Regions from separate parts of the Homo sapiens genome. Here region 2 is linked to region 1. A link is a contact called in ENCODE Hi-C or POLR2A ChIA-PET data. All regions are on one chromosome and are shown on one strand. Each heading gives the region's core, a stretch centred on a gene start or an enhancer-like site at or near the end of the contact. The rest is flanking DNA. Distances are from core to core; before and after follow the strand shown.

Region 1 (4,156 bases), core at 987-3,486:
CAATGATGTATTAAGATGACCAGTTTATTGGGAGGCCGAGGCAGGTGGATCACCTGAGGTCAGGAGTTCGAGACCAGCCTGACCAATATGGTAAGACCCCGTCTCTACTAAAAATACAAAAATTAGCTGGGCATGGTGGTGGGTGCCTGTAATCCTAGCTAGTCGGGAGGTTGAGGCAGGGGAATCACTTGAACCCAGGAGGCGGAGGGTGCAGTGAGCAGAGATCGGGCCACTGCACTCCAGCCTGGGTGACACAGCAAGACTCCATCTCAAACAAACAAACAAACAAACAAAAAAGACGACCAGTTTATAGCTTTTACTATCTGTAATTTATCTTCTTAGTTTCACTCTCCCAGTTTATAAATATTTTAAAAGTTGACTCTTTATATAGAAAACCATAAGTATTCTAACTAACGAACTAAGTTGGGCCTAAATGCCCATCAACCAACAACTGAATAAAGAAAATGTGGTATATATATACCATGGAATACTACTCAGCCATAAAAAGGAATGAAATAATGGCATCTGCAGCAAGCTGGATGGAGTTGGAGATCATTATTCTAAGTGAATTATCTCAGGAATGAAAAACTAATTATCTTATGTTCTCACTTATAAGTAAGAACTAAGCTATGAAGATGCAAAGGCATAAGAATGATATAAGGAACTTTGGAGACTTGGTGGGAAGGGTGGGAGGGGGTGAGGGATAAAAGACTACACTTGGGTACAGTGTACACTGCTCGGGTTACAGTGCACCAAAATCTTAGAAATCACCACTAAAGAACTTATACACGTAACCAAAAACCACCTGTTCCTCAAACACTATTGGGAAAAAAATTGAAATGTCAATATACTTGGAAAGAGTCCTATTAATAATATAAACATCAAATTACTTCTGATTTTTGATAAGCAGAGTAAGTAAAATGATGAGCTCATTATTAAAAAAAAGAAAATATGAAAAAAGCAAACTCATGCTGAGTATGTCATGCTCCAGTAAGGAAACAATGCCACCAGTGTGGGAAAAATTCTCGAGGAAAAATAGGCTTTTATAACTGGATAGCATTTGAGTTAAGATTAGAAACAAAACAAACAAAATTAAATTATTTATTCCTCTAAATGGAACGTTCTTAATCATCTTAATGCTAAAGTTTCCTTTCTTGTAATTGGCTGAGTTGTTTTCACGAATCAGAAATGAGCAAGTCCATCAATAGAAATCTGTCACAGAGACTGATCTAAGCTAGAAGCATGAGTTAACATAAAACAAAAGGAAGAAAATTTTTTTCCTGAGAATGCCAAGATTTAGTCACTAAGAAAAGGAGAAAATGATAGTCTTTACCAAGTATGACTATCACGAAGATACAAGAATAATCATAACAATCAAAAATGCTTTGCTTCAGATGTAGTAAACGTAAATTCCTAAATACTTAAGAAAAAGCAGAAATGTCTACACATTTGGAAAATTAATGTCTTTTTTTTTTTTCTTGAGACAGAGTCTCACTCTGTTGCCCAGGCTGGAGTGCAGTGGCGCAATCTTGGCTCACTGCAATCTCTGCCTCCAGGGCTCGAGAGATTCTCCTGCCTCAGCGTCCCGAATAGCTGGGAATACAGGTGACCACAACCATGCCTGGCTAATTTTTTGTATTTTTAGTAGAGACGGGGTTTCACCATGTTGGCTAGGCTGGTTTCAAACTCCTGACCTCAAGTGATCTGCCCGCTTCAGCCTCCCAAAGTGCTAGGATTACAGGCATGAGGCACTGCGCCCGGCCATATTTTGAATTCTTATCTGAAAAGTCTACTTACCTAAACTAAAAATATTTTTTAAAAACAGAAATAATCTTTAAAATAATTGTGGGTGTGAAAATCTTTGAATTATAAAGTCTTGCAGGGACTTTTCTCTTGAAGAAGGCTTGGCTATACTTAGATTCAGTATAGGTATTTCAAGTAGCCTGAACACAATGGCTGTCCCTTGAGCTTCTAAGAATGCAGAAGAGCAAAATCCTCTGCAATCATAAGTGCAAAACCTGTAATTATGGTTATTTAACAAAATGGTTTCTGTTAAGATATTTGATGATGAAATTTCCACTCTCTTAGATGTCAGTGCCCACATTTTATTCAGGCTTTACTCATGAGTAAATGTATTATAACTGTTATTTGATTAAATGTCAGTGGCCACCAGGCCTAGTTCATAAGCAAGAAGCTTAAAGAAGGCAAGCCACAGAGGGTGTGGAATGATTACAAAGAAAGATGATGAAAGGAGAATTGTTTTTGCAACTTGGTGATGTGAGGCAGTGTTTCACCTTAAATAAAGTAACCACAAAAGCTTTAAAGAAGCAAAGGACTATTTTGGCAGCAAGAGGAAGGGAAGATCAGTAAAATGGGTAAAGTCAAGTAAGGAAGAATCACAGCATAGAACAGCAGTATTTTAAAGTTTTATGTATACTGCCTTATTTACATGTTTATCCACTCAACAGCTGTGTCAGGGAGAAAGATAAGCTATTATTACATTTCCATTTATAGAAGAAACTGAAACTTACTGATTCTCTGGATTTTTTAAAAATACTTTTTAAAAAAAATTTTTGAACTAATTTTAGATTTGCAGAAAAACTTCAAAAATAGTACAGAGAGTTCCTGTATACTCTTCACCCCACCTTGCCACCCTACATGCATCTTATCTGATCTCACAAGCTAAACTGGGTCAGGTTTGTTTAGTACTTGGATGAGAGTTTTGTGGTTTTTCACCAAGGTAAAATATATTGCTAGAAAGAGTTTAAGATTCCTATTCCAAAATCAGTGCTCTTTCTACTATACTACTGACTTCTACACAAAACTCCTTATTCAGATATAAAATTTTCTATCTGATCAAGTAAAATTATGCAGTTCACTTGACATTACTACTACATGTTACAACTTTAGAGATGTATAAAATTTGCAATAATCTAAAAAATTCTACGTGAAATGCTCTGTAGTGGCCCTGATAAGAAACTGGTTTTGTTTTATAGAATTGAAACCCTCAGATTGCGCTACATGCAGTTTTCATAAGATCTAGAAATGTATTCTAAAATGAATACATTGCTTAATGAAATATAAGTGGACGAATGTCATGGAATTATCATAGTGCCTACTGAATATTCAGACTACATTTTCTGAGTCATTTTACTCGGTGGTAGTAGTAAATATTACATATTCCACTAACTTGATGTTATGCATGCTGCAAATCCTTTGATTCTGATTCTAGTCACTATGAAGGGAAGATTATTTCTAAAGTAAATTCCATAGGAATATTGCTATATTATATATTTTCATAAAGAAGATTCTGTCAATGACAGCTACCATTTCTTAAACACCCATGTGCTGAACTGAGCCAGGTATATTACATATGTTATCACAAATCCTTCCCAACACTTCTAAGATGCAGGTCCAGATAAAGGAATCTGAGACTCAGAAACATGTAGTAATTTGTCCAGGTTAGTAACATACCTTGGATAAAGAATGGAACTGTGATTTTAATATGTAGGTCTATATGACCCCAAAGCCCATGCTCTGGTCATAATACCATACAATCTAAAGAGAGTATCAGAAAAAAGACAAGTATACTACAAACAGTTTGGTAAAAGATAAAAACTGTCATTCTATAATAAAGAAAATGATGCAGAGGGAAGAGATAGATTTGCTAAACAATGAGAATATGCATACTGTGTATGTTTCATTAGTTTGTAGGCTTTAAGTGGGAACACAGTGTTGTGACATAGCATGGTCTCATCTGTCTGGGAAGGTCATCCTTCCTTTCTATTCGTTCTAAGTAATAGAATAATAGTTATTCTATTGAGTAAGAAGCAACATGAAGGATCCACATGGGAGGACTAGGGTGAGGGTGAAAGTAGGGAGAGAGTTTGGTCTGTCAGAACAGGCTAAAAACCCTATAATCACTGGGGCAACAGGTTTCATGACCAGATTGCCCAAACGTTGTATGCAGATTAGAAACAAAACAAAACATGGACAACATTGAAATAAGTAACAGAAATCCACACAATGAAAATATGTCCTTGCCAAAATAATAAATTAATATTCTTCAAAGCACAAAAGCAATCCTGTTAATATTCTTTTCTATTGGTGCCTTTTAGGTACATTTACAACATGATAAACTAAATTGGATTTTATA
Region 2 (4,156 bases), core at 739-3,238, 72 kb after region 1:
GGTTGTTGGTAATCAAGTTCTTAGTATGCAAGAAAGGAGAATAACATACAAAATAAGCAAGAATTGGACTGTGGGAAAAGTGATGGGGAAACAGGAATTAAAGATGGCCCATACAAACAACTATTTTAAGGAATTTTGCTATTAAGGGTAGCAGCTATAGAAAGAAGGTTTTTAAAAAAGGAGTTTTCAGATGGGAGAAATAACAGCATGTCTTTATTCTGATAAGAATAATCTATTTTTAATTTTTTTAAGGAAAATCCATACTATTTTCCATATGGCTGTACTAATTTATATTCCCACCACTAGTGTGCAAAGGTTCTCTTTTCTCCACATCCTCTCAAACACTTCATATCTGTCATCTTTTTGACGACAGCCATTCTAACATATGCAAAGTCATATCTCATTGTGGTTTTAATTTGCATTTCTCTGATGATTTGTGATGTTCAGTAATTTTTCATATATGTGTTGGCCATTTCTATGTCTTATTTTGAGATATGTCTATATACAGTCTTTGCCCATTTTTTTTTTTACACTGTCCTAATATCAAATCTTTATTCCATTAACAATCAAACTTTTACATCATCGCCAAGGCTTTTTGTTCACTTAAGATTTGGTAGTCTTTGGACTAGACTCTGGAATAGACAAAGAGCATCAGTGGAAAAATGCAAAATCCAAATAAAGTTTGGATTTTAGTTAATAGTAAAGTGTATTATTTTCTTACTATTGAGTTCCTTATAGATTCTGAATATTAATCCCTTATCAGATATATGGCTTGCGAATATTTTCTCTCATTTTGTAAGTTGTCTCTCTACTCTTTTTTTTTTTTTTTTTTTTTTTTTGGCAGAGGCTTTTTAGTTTGATGTAATCCCATTCATCTATTTTCACTTCTGTTGCCTATGCTTTTGGGTTCATATCCAAAAAATCATTGCCCAGATCAATGTCATGGAGCTTTCCTCCTGTGTTTTCTTCTAGTAGTTTTACAGTTTCAGATCTCACATTTAACTCTTTAATCCATTTTGAGTTGATTTTTGCATATGAAATAAGAGTCTAATTTCATTCTTTTATATGTGAATATCCAGTTGTCTCAACACCATTTAAAACAGAACTACCATATGATCCATCAATCTCATTATTGGGTACATATTCAAAAGAAGTAAACTTAGTATGTTTAAGAGGTAGCATTACTCCTATGTTCACTGCAGTATTATTCACAATAGCCAAGATGGAATCAACCTAGGAGTCCATCAGTGGGTAAACGGATAAAGAAAATGTGCTATATACAATGGATTGTTATTCAGCCTTAAAAAGGTAGGAAGTTCTGTCATTTTTGACAACATGGATGAATCTAGAGGATATTATGTTAAGTGAAATAAGCCAGGCATGGAAAGACAAATGCCACATGATCTCATATGTGGAATCTAAAACGTTTGACCTCACGGAAGTAGAGAGTAGAATGATGGTTACCAGGAGCTGAGGGGGAGGGAGGGGTTATAGAAGGGTTGGGGAGGTTTTGGCCAAAGGATACAAAACTTCAGTTACACAGGAAAACATACAAGAGAACTGTACAGCATAGTGACTATAGTTAATAACAAATGTATTCTCGCAAATTGCTAAGAGTGCATATGTCTTCTCACTACAAAAAAATTAATATGTGAAGTAATACATATATTAATTAGCTCAATTTAGCCCTTCCACAATGTACACGTGTTTCCAAACATAGTGTACATGACAAATATATACAATTGTTACTTGTCAATTAAAACAATTTTTTAAAAAATCAGCTTAGAAAGAAAATGAGAAGAAAAGAAGGATGCCAAGAGTTCAGCCACCGATCTGCTTCCAACCCTGAGACTTCTGGTGCTGGATCTCATTTATGTGGATCCTTTAAAAGATAACCTTCATTATTCAGGGATGCTCCAAGGGGCCTCTGTCCCACACAATCAGCCTTACTCAAACAGTCAACACAAGTTACACTCATTCACAGGGATAAAAACAGGAAGTTAGGTCTACATGTGACAGCATGAGTCACTTCTCCTTTCCACAACTCAACTTTTACCTTCACAAAATAAGGGGTATGGATTTTCTAGGTCCCCTTTTATTTTCCTAAGTTCTTGTATCAAATGAAACTATAATGACATTTCACGACTTGCCTGCCACTAATTTTGCTGCCCGCTGGCAACCAAACTCACAGTTGCGCCAACTCAGAGTTTAAGTGACTGTAAGAGCAGGGCCTTGGTTAAAGTAGTCTTTGAGTATACACAAGTAGCTTCATTGTTTATAGCTTAACTCAGAAAGAAAACGAAAACAAACAAGCAAAAAACCCCTTCACTTTTTACTATATTTACCTCCTGATGGAATTATTTCTACCCAATTCTAATCCTTATAAAATAAGGACAATATTGATAATATACTCTTAAAGCAGCCCCTTACAATTAAAATACAGATCAATTTGCATAATAGTTACATAATAATATGGAAAAATTCATGTTATGTATCCATCAATAAAATAAGAACCAAAAGAATAACCACAATAAGACTAATTACTTGACAGTAAGATAAATATTTGGTACCCTCTTTTTAAGCAGCAGAATGTTCTGGGGAAAATGAAATCATATATGAAACCCCTTACCATGAACAGGTAAAACAGAGCTCCTTTAATTCAAGTACTCCAAGTATGGCAAGTCTAGGATTCCACCCACAAGGACATCATTATCTCCTGAGTAAAATCTCCTGAAGTACTTCTATAAAAGACAGTTTGAAAGCCACTGCAGCAGATTATCTAGGTAAGCTATAGCTTAAGAAACAGGATACTCAGAGCCACCTTGCCAGTCAGTCCACACACATGGTTTAGCAAACACTGCTTTTTCTGCAGTGTGTGTGTGTGTGTGTGTGTGTGTGTGTGTAAAAAGAAGATACTTCCATTTGAAATACCTATAAACCACAAAATCATCTGGGATCATGGACATTTTCCCAAGAATATTTGCATAACACAATTAACACAAAATAACACAAGAAGTTAATACAGAAGCATTGAAAGGCAAAGAAAAAAAAAACCCATAGTTTGGTTTTCCATTTAGGAAATTTTCATGGGGGCGGGCAGGGAAAGAGAGGGAGGCACAATAATCATTTGAACCTATAAATTAAATTACAATTACTAAAATGTTCTTGGTCTCCACTGCAGTATTCAGTAGAAAATAAACCATGCCACATATATTTGATATTAATTTTGTTTTAAAGCCTCACGGAAGACAGTTTTCTGATTTTGCATGTTGATAATACAAGGTCAATGAGTAGGCATGTTACATTTCAAAAGCTACTTTCTCACATTCCCCAGTGTTCAAATACTTAGAAACTTGATGTTAAGTTTATATATTGGCTAATTATTCTCCGAATAATCTAGTAAAGAGTAGAAATGTAATAATGCAGGAGAGAAAAGTGCTGATGTCCTTGTGTGTATAAGAGGGTATGGGATTTTTTTTTTTTTTTTTTTTTTTTGAGATGGAGTCTCGCTCTGTAGCCCAGGCTGGAGTGCAGTGGCATGATCTCGACTCACTGCAAGCTCCGCCTCCCAGGTTCATGCCATTCTCCTGACTCAGCCTCCTGAGTAGCTGGGACTACAGGGGCCTGCCGCCATGCCCAGCTAATTTTTTGCATTTTTAATAGAGATGGAGTTTTGCTGTGTTAGTCAGGATAGGATGGTCTCGAACTCCTGACCTCGTGATCCACCCGCCTCGGCCTCCCAAAGTGCTGGGATTACAGGCGTGAGCCACTGCGCCCAGCCTGAGGGTATGGGAGTTTAAGAACAAGTGGAGAGGTTGGGGAATAGACAGTTAAGCTACAATATGGGGAGGGAAGACAGGTATGTGGGCATAAGTACAGGAAAAGAGCAGATGAAGTAGAAACATATGAAAGGCCTGTTATATTTCCTCATACTTCCTTAGAGAGGTAGGAAGCACAGCTATAAGCTGAGAATCAGGATAGGAAATAACTTGTTAGAAATTCAAAGAAAAAGAAAAAGGTATAACACATCATCCAGGATACTGGGAGAGTGAAATAAATAGGGAAAAATTTATGTATAATACATATTTATTAAATATATATTTATCAAATGTATGTATGTATATATATTTATTAAATATATGTATTTATACATATA

Evidence for each region. A loop is a pair of places that touch in the nucleus more often than their neighbours do. ChIA-PET counts read pairs that join two places held with the same protein, here RNA polymerase II (POLR2A). Pooled maps may share reads with other maps.
Region 2: a map of naive thymus-derived CD4-positive, alpha-beta T cell shows a loop between it and region 1 (2.0-fold over the local background). The contact joins two enhancer-like sites. A Hi-C loop is called at or near these places in 1 of 168 maps with a recorded cell type or tissue (naive thymus-derived CD4-positive, alpha-beta T cell) and 3 of 50 pooled maps. POLR2A ChIA-PET finds 5 or more read pairs at or near these places in 5 of 52 experiments (A673, HEK293, OCI-LY7 and 2 more).

Annotation. Positions count from the first base shown.
Region 1 is chr6:44,974,900-44,979,055 of GRCh38, forward strand. All of the region lies in intron 6 of SUPT3H (SPT3 homolog, SAGA and STAGA complex component), which reads right to left. Among named protein-coding and RNA genes, the nearest start is that of MIR586, 220 kb to the right of the region's middle. Within about 2 kb of position 2,237, at least 3 of the 41 ENCODE cell types and tissues checked have a DNase peak (open chromatin) inside an H3K27ac peak, as active enhancers do.
Region 2 is chr6:45,047,408-45,051,563 of GRCh38, forward strand. The region is part of intron 3 of SUPT3H (SPT3 homolog, SAGA and STAGA complex component); the gene reads right to left. Among named protein-coding and RNA genes, the nearest start is that of MIR586, 150 kb to the right of the region's middle. Within about 2 kb of position 1,989, at least 2 of the 41 ENCODE cell types and tissues checked have a DNase peak (open chromatin) inside an H3K27ac peak, as active enhancers do.